2 separate regions of the Homo sapiens genome follow, and region 2 is linked to region 1. A link is a loop called in an ENCODE intact Hi-C map of the cell type or tissue named here. Cell type or tissue: HepG2. All regions are shown on one strand. Each heading gives the region's core, and the rest is flanking DNA. Links, peaks and the distances in the headings are about the cores only. Region 1 has its middle 31 kb from the start of RPN1. Region 2 overlaps CFAP92 (cilia and flagella associated protein 92 (putative)).

The links. Hi-C counts contacts between places; a loop is a spot of excess contacts. Peaks named below come from ENCODE experiments on the same cell type or tissue, not always from the same donor. Only the 100,000 strongest peaks of a DNase experiment are listed, where the experiment ranks them.
Region 2: a loop joins it to region 1, with 8 times the contacts of the local background. A loop is called at or near these places in 3 of 110 quality-filtered maps.

What each region holds. Positions count from the first base shown.
Region 1 is chr3:128,679,160-128,683,548 of GRCh38, forward strand. No RefSeq gene overlaps it. Among named protein-coding and RNA genes, the nearest start is that of RPN1, 31 kb to the left of the region's middle. RefSeq lists enhancers at 1,361-2,053, 1,528-1,657, 1,768-1,937 and a silencer at 1,998-2,217. In HepG2, for the core only: CTCF peaks have their summits at 1,709 (motif pointing right) and 2,002 (motif pointing right); a DNase peak (open chromatin) is centred at 1,542; H3K4me3 peaks cover 987 bases.
Region 2 is chr3:128,948,236-128,952,624 of GRCh38, forward strand. All of the region lies in intron 9 of CFAP92 (cilia and flagella associated protein 92 (putative)), which reads right to left. Among named protein-coding and RNA genes, the nearest start is that of CFAP92, 44 kb to the right of the region's middle. In HepG2, for the core only: a CTCF peak has its summit at 2,559; a DNase peak (open chromatin) is centred at 2,546.

The DNA of each region.
Region 1 (4,389 bases), core at 111-4,110:
TCTCCCATCTTGCCCTCCCAAAGTGCTGGGATTACAGGTGTGAGCCACTGCACCTGCCCAAGAGCTTTGTTTCTATCCTTTCTAGTCCATTCCCTCATAATTTCTGAGCCCCAATCCTTCCCTTCTTCCAACCCTCTTCTCTTTGTTTTCCTACTAGGCCTGCCTTTGCGAAGTCCCACTGTAGATCATAAGGAGGCTGCAAGAACTGATGAGTGGTCCATTTCCTTGCAACCTCTAGAAGCCGGAATATACTTCAGGCAGGGCCTTGTTACCAGAGACAATGTGTAGCAGTTAAGGCCAGAGCCTTCCACTCCACACCACCCAGGAATTGCTATGGCTGTTCTGTGACCTTGGCCAAGTTACTTCTGCTTTCTTCACTGTCCTTATTTGTCAAATGGGAATGCTAGTACTAATCACCTCACAGAGTTGTAGTAAAAACTGCAGGCTGGTGTAGTGGCTCACATCTGTAATACCAGCACTAAGGGAGGCAGAGGTGCGAAGATAGCCTGAGGCCAGGAGTTGGAGACCAGCCTGGCTAATACAGAGAGAACCCCATCTACACACATGCACCTGTGACTGTAAAGACTACGTGACTGTTGCTACTACATTATTATTATTATTAACAGAGGACACTATTAAGAATCCAGCATTGTAATCTGAATACTCATTTTAATCCTTCCAACGATCCCCCAGATCGTTGTCTCATTTCACGAAAGAAAAGGAGCCTCTAATCCCATCCCTACCAGGGTTTGGCAAAGTGGGCAAGTGAGAGGCTCAACCATGAGCTTCAGTTCCTCCTCTGTAAATGGTAACAATGGCACTGTCACAAAGAGGACCAAGTGAGACCACAGGAGGCCCGTGTGTGTGCGTGTGTGTGTGTATGTGCCAGAGACAGAAAGAGAGAGAGAGACAAAGTTTCACTCTTGCTGCCCAGGCTGGAGTGCAATGGTGCAATCTCAGCTCACCGCAACCTCCACCTCCTGGGTTCAAGCAATTCTCCTGCCTCAGCCTCCTGAGTAGCTGGGATTACAGGCATGCGCCATCATGCCCAGCTAATTTTGTATTTTTAGTAGAGATGGGTGAGTTCTCCATGTTGATGAAGCTGGTCTCGAACTCCCGACCTCAGATGATCCGCCTGCCTCGGCCTCCCAAAGTACTGGGATTACAGGTGTAAGCCACCCAGCCCGGGCTTTTTTTTGGGGGGGGACGAGTGTCCCTCTGTTGCACAGGCTGGAGTGAAGTGGCACGATCTCGGCTCACTGCAACCTCTGCCTCCTGGGTTCAAGCAATTCTCCTGCCTCAGGCTTCCAAGTAGCTGGGACTACAGACGCCACCACGCTGGCTAATTTTTGTATTTTTAGTAGAGACGGGGTTTCGCCATGTTGGCCAGGCTGGTCTCGAACCCCTGACCTCGTGGTCCGCCCGCCTCGGCCTCCCAAAGTGCTGGGATTACATGCTTGAGCCACCCCGCCGGCCGGCCGTTCTTAAACGCACGACTACTTCCCTAGCTTTCCAGCACCAAATCCAGCGGCCCCACCCGGCCACGCCCCCACGCCAGGCCATGACCCCCATATGGCTCACTGCGCAAGCTCACACCCAGTCCCAGGAAGCGAGCCCCACGTCGCCCCAGCTCTGCATTCACAGCCGCCAAGCGGTCCCGGAAGCCGAATGCCGGATAGGTCAAAGACAGCGCCGCTGCTCCGGCACTGCCGCCAGAGGGCGCGGAGTCGCCGTGTTGGCCTGCACCTCCCTTGTCACGTCAGCCGAACGGCTACGGCAATGGAGGATTTTGCCGTATGCGACGACAGGATGACTGCTTCCCCTGAAGCTTCACCAAACACGGAGAGGCTTTCCTGTCCCTGGGAGACGCGGTGATGTGACGCAGCGGTTGCAGCGAAGGTTTCTTGTAAAAGATGGCCGCTGCGGAGTTGCTAGGTGTCTCCTGGCAGGCGGCGGCCGCACCACAAGATGGCGGCCCGCCCCAGGGTCCCACACGCGGGGCTGCGGAGGCGGCGGCCCCGAGGGTCCCCGCCCCTTGCTGGCCCTGTCCCCGCGTGCGGGGCTGCGACCTGCCTTTGTGTGCGGGTGGAAGTGCGGGCCGCCTTGGGGCCGAGTTGCAACTTCGCGACACTCCACTGGAGTGCGATGAGACGATGAGATGTTACCTCCTAACACTTCGGGAGGTGGGCAGCATGGCAATTCCTAGTAACCTCAACGCGATTCACTCAGACTTCCTTTTTCCCATCCTGAGCCGCAAAACCAGGAACTGGTGAAATAAATCAGGCCATCTTTCAGAGGAATGGCCTGCCACCGTTAAAAAGAGCAAAGCTGCAGTTTATGTACTAATGTGGAACCAGCTCTGAGATAAATTAAGTGAAAGAAAGCAAAGCACAGGAAAATGTGTATAGATATGCCTTTGTGTTTTTAAACAAGAAGACCCACATAAATGAAGATATGAATGTGTAAGCATAGTATAGCGGTAATGGTAATAGCGATCGCCCAGCCTAAGGAAGGGAATGGAGAGATACGGAACAAGGATGGGAGGAGACAGTTTTCATCTAAGACCGTTGGGTTTTCTGAGCTTTGTACCATGGACAGGTGTTAATTTTAAATTTTTTGTAAATATTTAAATTATGGCTTAAAGACAAGTTCTTTTGTAAGGGTATAAGGGCAGACTAGCACATAGAAAAAAAAAGACTTTTTTAACCTGGAACCAAGACATTTGATAAACATTCATGAAACTCAATTTTCAAGGATAAAAATTTCAAGGTCAATACTGTAGTACTTACAGCAAAGAATGCCAATCATTGTGACAGCCTGAGCCCTCTTGAAAGCTAGTTTTTGTTGGCGGGGGGTCAGAAAATTTGGCCTGGGAAGCAGGAGGCACTCGACCTATTTGCTGATGCTGAATGCCTTTCTACTGTAAGCATACATAGTCTCAATGGCTTCTTCTGATTTTGGTATATCTTAGGCTTTTCGGGTTAATATCGAAAACAGTGGCAACATTGAGAGTTTGAGCCAAGTTCTGCCTTAGAATCATCCAGAAAGGTGTTTCCACTGCCTGAAAAATAAGTAGTAGCAGTTTCAGAATTGGCATTGAGTTTGGAAATCGCCTATTTGAACTTGAAAGAAGTGTTAGTCCTCCATCCTAAAGCAACAACCATACTGAGCCTTTACTAGTGTGCCAGGCACTGGAGAAGAGGGTATTCTTTTTTTTTTTTTTTTTTTTTTTTTCCTGAGACGGAGTTTCACTCTTGTTGCCCAGGCTGGAGTGCAATGGTGCGATCTCGGCTCACTGCAACGTCTGTCTCCTGGGTTCAAGTGATTCTCCTGCTTCAACCTCCCAAGTATCTGGGATTACAGGTGCATGCCACCACACCCAGCTAATTTTTTTTTTTTTGAGATGGAGTCTTGCTCTGTTGCCCAGGCTGGAGTGTAGTGGCATAATCATGGCTCACTGCAACCTCCATCTCCCAGGTTCAAGCGATTCTTCTGCCTCAGCCTCCCTAGTAGCTAGGACTACAGGCACGTGCCACCACGCCCAGCTAATTTTTGTATTTTTAGGGAGATGGGGTCTCATCATATTGGCCAGGCTGGTCTCGAACTCCTGACCTCGTGATCCGCCCACCTCGGCCTCCCAAAGTGCTGGGATTACAGGCGTGAGCCACTGCACCTGGCCACACCCCGCTAATTTTTGTATTTTATTTATTTATTTATTTTGAGATAGAGTTTTGCTCTTGTTGCTCAGGCTGGAGTGCAATGGCACGATCTCGGCTCACTACAACCTCTGCCTCCCAGGTTCAAGCGATTCTCTTGCCACACCTTCTCGAGTAGCTGGGATTACAGGCGTGTGCCACCATGCCTGGCTAATTTTGTATTTTTAGTAGAGACGCGGTTTCGCCACGTTGGCCAGGCTGGTCTGGAATTCCTGATCTCAGGTGATCCGCCCCCCTCGGCCTCCCCAAGTGCTGGGATTACAGGTGTGAGCCACTTCGCCAGGCCAAGAGGGCATTCTTACATGGGATAATTACACATAGCACTCTGGGTTGTTGAAGGCATTAAATATGCTAATAAAAGTTTAGCCAAGTTACCTACCTGTACTAAATGCTCAGTAAATATTAGCTATAATTGTTTCAGGGAATCCCTCAGTTGCTTGATAAAGTACATTTTTGCCTCTGAGACTTTTTGAGGACTTAAAAATATGCTAGTTCTGTAGAGCTCTTACTATTTTCATCATCTTAGAGGCCACGTGGAAAGAATTTAGATTCTTATTGTGGAGCCTACAGTAAGTTAATTAACCTTTCTTTTTTTTCCTTTTTCTTTTTGTGTGTGTGTGTGTGTGTGTGTGTGGTGTGTGTGTGTGTGTGTGTGTGTTGAGACAGAGTCTCA
Region 2 (4,389 bases), core at 118-4,117, 270 kb after region 1:
CGGGCTGGAGTGCAGTAGTGCAATCATGGCTCACTGCAGCCCCAACCTCCCTGGGCTCAGCTGATCCTCCCACCTCAGCTTCCCTAGTAGCTGGGACTACAGGTGTGTGCTACCATGCCCCACTAATTTTTCTTTTCTTTCCTTTTTTTTTTTTTTTTTTTTTTTTTTTGTAGAGACAGAGTTTTACCATGTTGCCCAGGCTGGTCTTGAACTCCTGAGCTCAAGTGATCCTCCTGCCTCAGCCTCCCAAATTGCCAGGATAACAGGCGTGAGCCACCGTGCCCATCCCGGAATTTTTTTTTTTTTTTCCCTGAGACAGGCTCTCGCTCCATTGCCCAGGCTAGAGTACAGTGGCTCAATCTCAGCTCACTGCAACCACCACCTCCCCAGTTCAAGCAATTCTCCTGCCTCAGCCTCCTGAGTAGCTGGGATTACAGGCACGCGCCACCAGGCCTGGCTAATTTTTGTGTTTTTAGAAGAGATGGGGTTTCACCATGTTGGCCAGGCTGGTCTTGAACTCCTGACCTCAAGTGATCCGCCCGCCTTAGCCTCCCAAAGTGTTGGGATTACAGGCGTGAGCCACCGTGCCCAGCCTAGAATATATATTTTTTAAAACTCCCAAAACTCAGCAGTAAGACAGTAAACAACCCAACTGAAAAATGAGCAAAAATTTGAGCAGAAATTTCACCAAATGGGATGTAAAATGGCAAATAAACACATCAAAAGATGCTCAACATCATTATCCGTCAGGGAACTACAAATTAAAACCATGATATGATAACAATACAAACTTCTTAGACTGGCTAAACTTAAAATACTGACAATACCACATTCTGGAGAGGGTAGGGAGCAACTAGAACCCTTGTTCACTGCTGATGAGAATGCAGAGTGATCAGCCGCACTGGAAAATGGTGGGCAGTTTTTCATAGTCAGGCATATACTTAACATATAGCCTAGCAATTTCATTTGTTGGCATTTACCCTAAAGAACTGAAAACTTATGTTCCTATAAAAACATGTGTACACTGTTTTTAAGCAGCTCTATTCATAATTACCAAAAACTAGAAGCAACCTAAATGTCCTTTGATGAGTGCACGAACAAACTGTGGTACACCCTTGTGATGGAATACTGCTCAGCAATGAAAAGGAAAGAACTACCGATAGATGCGGCCACTTGAATGAATCTGAAAGGCATTACCTTGAGTGGAGAGGCCATGCACATTGTTATCTGCTGAATCAAAGGTTACAGCTGCATGATGCTGCAAAACACAGAGCCCCATTTACATGACATTCTTCCAGAGTTAAAACTATAGTCATAAAGAACACATCAGTGGCTGTCAGAGGTTATGTGTGTGAAGCAAAAGTGATTATGAAGGGCGAGTACAAAGGAGGGGTTTGGGGTAACAGAACTGTATCCTAACTGTAGTGGTGATAATATTGATCTATACGTGATTTTATTTTATTTTTCTGAGACAGAGTTTCTCTCTCATAGCCCAGGCTGGAGTGCAATGGCGCGATCTTGGCTCACGGCAACCTCTGCCTCCCAGGCTCAAGCAATTCTCCTGCTTCAGCCTCCTGAGGAGCTGGGATCACAGGCACGTGCCACCACGCTCAGCTGATTTTTGTGTTTTTAGTAGAGACAGGGTTTCCCCCATGTTGGCCAGGCTGGTCTGAAACTCCTGACCTGAAATGATCCACCTGCCTCAGCCTCCCAAAATGCTGGGATTACAGGTGTTAGCCACTGCACCTGGCCTGATCTATACATAATTTTAAATTTATAGACCTATAAACCAAAAGATAAACATCAATTTTACTGTAGAAAAATTTGTTTTTTAAAAAAAATAACAGAGGGTCTCTGGAATAGGGGATAGTTGAGGGCATCTGTGCCGTTCCCAAATAGGGAGATTAGGTGACCAAATGCTCACTGCTTAGTGCAAATTCCCAGCTCCTTTCTGTCTGTGGGCATTCAGAATGCAGCAGGCTAGACCCTGACCCCCCAGGCAGGGAACTAGGAAAGCCCTGTAGAACCCAGGGGTTCCCACCAACGCCCCACTCAGATCACCCGATGGTGAAGCTCAGAGCTGAGAAGCCCACCGTGCACCCAAAGCTCGCCTTTTAGGTCTGTGCTCTCTCAGCCATGAGCAGTGGGCCAGGGGATTAACAGACAGTGGAGGAAAACGTCTGACCTGGAAGGTGGAGTGAAACAAACAGGAAGATCAACCTAAAGGAAGCGGACTACACACGTGACGACAGTGCCCATGAAGCAAGCTGGAAGTGCTGTGTCCCAGGCCCCCGACACCCTCAAGTTCAGTGATTCGCTAGGAGAACTCACAGAACTCAGCATGGGTGCAGCGCACTTGTGTCTGTGATTTATTACAGCAAAAGAGACAAAGCAAACAACAAAGGGGGCAGGCACAAGCTGCTGAAGTCCTCTCCCAGGGGATACACACAGGGGGTGCTCAACTCCTCCCTGATGCAGTGCAGCAACGTGTGAAATGCTGTCCACTGGGGAAGCCCATGAGGGACTCACTGCCTAGGGCTTTTGCTGAGGCCTGGTCACATAGCACCCCCTGCCTAGCATGTATGAAAATCTCAGCCTCCCAAAGGGAAAGCAGGCATTCAGCACAAACGATACTGTTTGCAAAAGCCATTTAGGCACAGTGAGCCATTCTTAACGGGGAGTGCGGGGAACCCTCTCAAAATGCAAGTTCCCATATACCAGCCTGGGTCAACTCTGCAAACAGGACTTTTTAAGGACGGTAGTCTCAGGCCCACTCTGTTCACTCTTTTCTGAACATTTCCTAGAAAAAGGATCAATTAGGAGAGAAAGAACAATAAAAACAAGTAGAAGATAGCTGGGTGTGGTGCCAGGCACCTGTAATTCCAGCTGTTCAGGAAGCTGAGGCAGGAGAATTGCTTGAATCTGGGAGGCAGAGGTTGCAGTGAGCTGAGATCGTGCCACTGCACTCCAGCCTGGGTGACAGAGCGAGACTCCATCTCAGAAAAAAAAAAAAGGAAAGCCCAGGAGAGTCAGCATCTAGCTAACAGAGTCCCAAAAAGAAAGGGGGAAAAAAATGAAGAAATAATCAGTGAAATAATTTAAGACAATTTCCCGGTGCTGAAGGATGTGGGCTTCTAGGTTGAAATGGCCCACTGAATCCCCAGCTTCACGGGTAAAAATACACTTACAGAGTTCCTGTTCTGGATCAAGATGGAATAGACACACTTCTAGTTCTACTAAGTACAGCTTTAAAACTCTGCAGGTTGTATATATAAAAAAAAAATACAAAGACTTTGAAAAGTACAGAAAAGGTGTTTAGGGAACATGGGATCCTGGGTCTTCTATTTGCCTCATATATTCCGGACTGAGTGCTGGAGAAGGCAGTATCCAGAAATACCAGTGAGAGTAGGCAGAAAGGACCCCAAGAAAAGTCTGCTTTCTCCATATCAAAGACGAAGAAAGGGACAACTCAGCAGAACAGCAAACTTTTAGGCAAATAACCTCCCTACCCCAGACACACACCATGGAAAAAATCATGCCCCACCCCAGAAACAAAGGCTACATGGGAAGCCTGGACTTCTACCCTCACTGACTTTAACTTGGTGCTCCTTACCTCACTGGGGTAGTGTCAGAAAAGACCTGGTGGGGAGCCAGGACTTTCCCCAACCCTCAATGGAAATGAAGCCTCCCATCATGTATCAGTGAAGTCCACAAGAGCAGTAACAAGATATCCCTACCCACAGGGTACAGTGGCCAAGTGGGGAACCTGGAGTCTCACCTGGCAGTATTGAGATGGTAACTCTCTCATCTCCCCCTCCACAGGCCTGCTACACATGCAGTTTGGTGTTGGAGAAGGCCTGCTACACATACAATTTTTTTCTTTCTTTTCTTCTTCTTCTTCTTTTTTTTTTTTTTGAGAGACAGGGTCTCTGTCATCCAGGCTGGAGTGCAGTGGTGCAATCATAGCTCACTGCAGCCTCAGCCTCCTGGGTTCAAGCCATCCTCCCACCCCGGCCTCTTGAATAGCTGGGCTACAGGTGTATGCCACCACATCTAGCTAATTAAAATAAAAATTAAGAAGGGATCACACTGTGTTGCCCAGGCTGGTCTTAAACTCCTGGGCTCAAGTGATTCTCCAGCACCCAGCTTAAACGTAAGATTCAAATAAGATACAGTCTCATAATGTAATACTCAATATATCCAAGATAGAATTTTTAAAAAATCACCTGTCATACCAGAAAAATCAACTTGAATGGGAAAAACCAATGAACAGACACCAACACTGAGATGATACAGATCTTGGAATTATCTGAAAAGGAATCTGAAGCAGTAATGAACATGCTTGAAACAAATGAAAAAATTAGTTGCTCAGCAAAGAAACAGGAGATA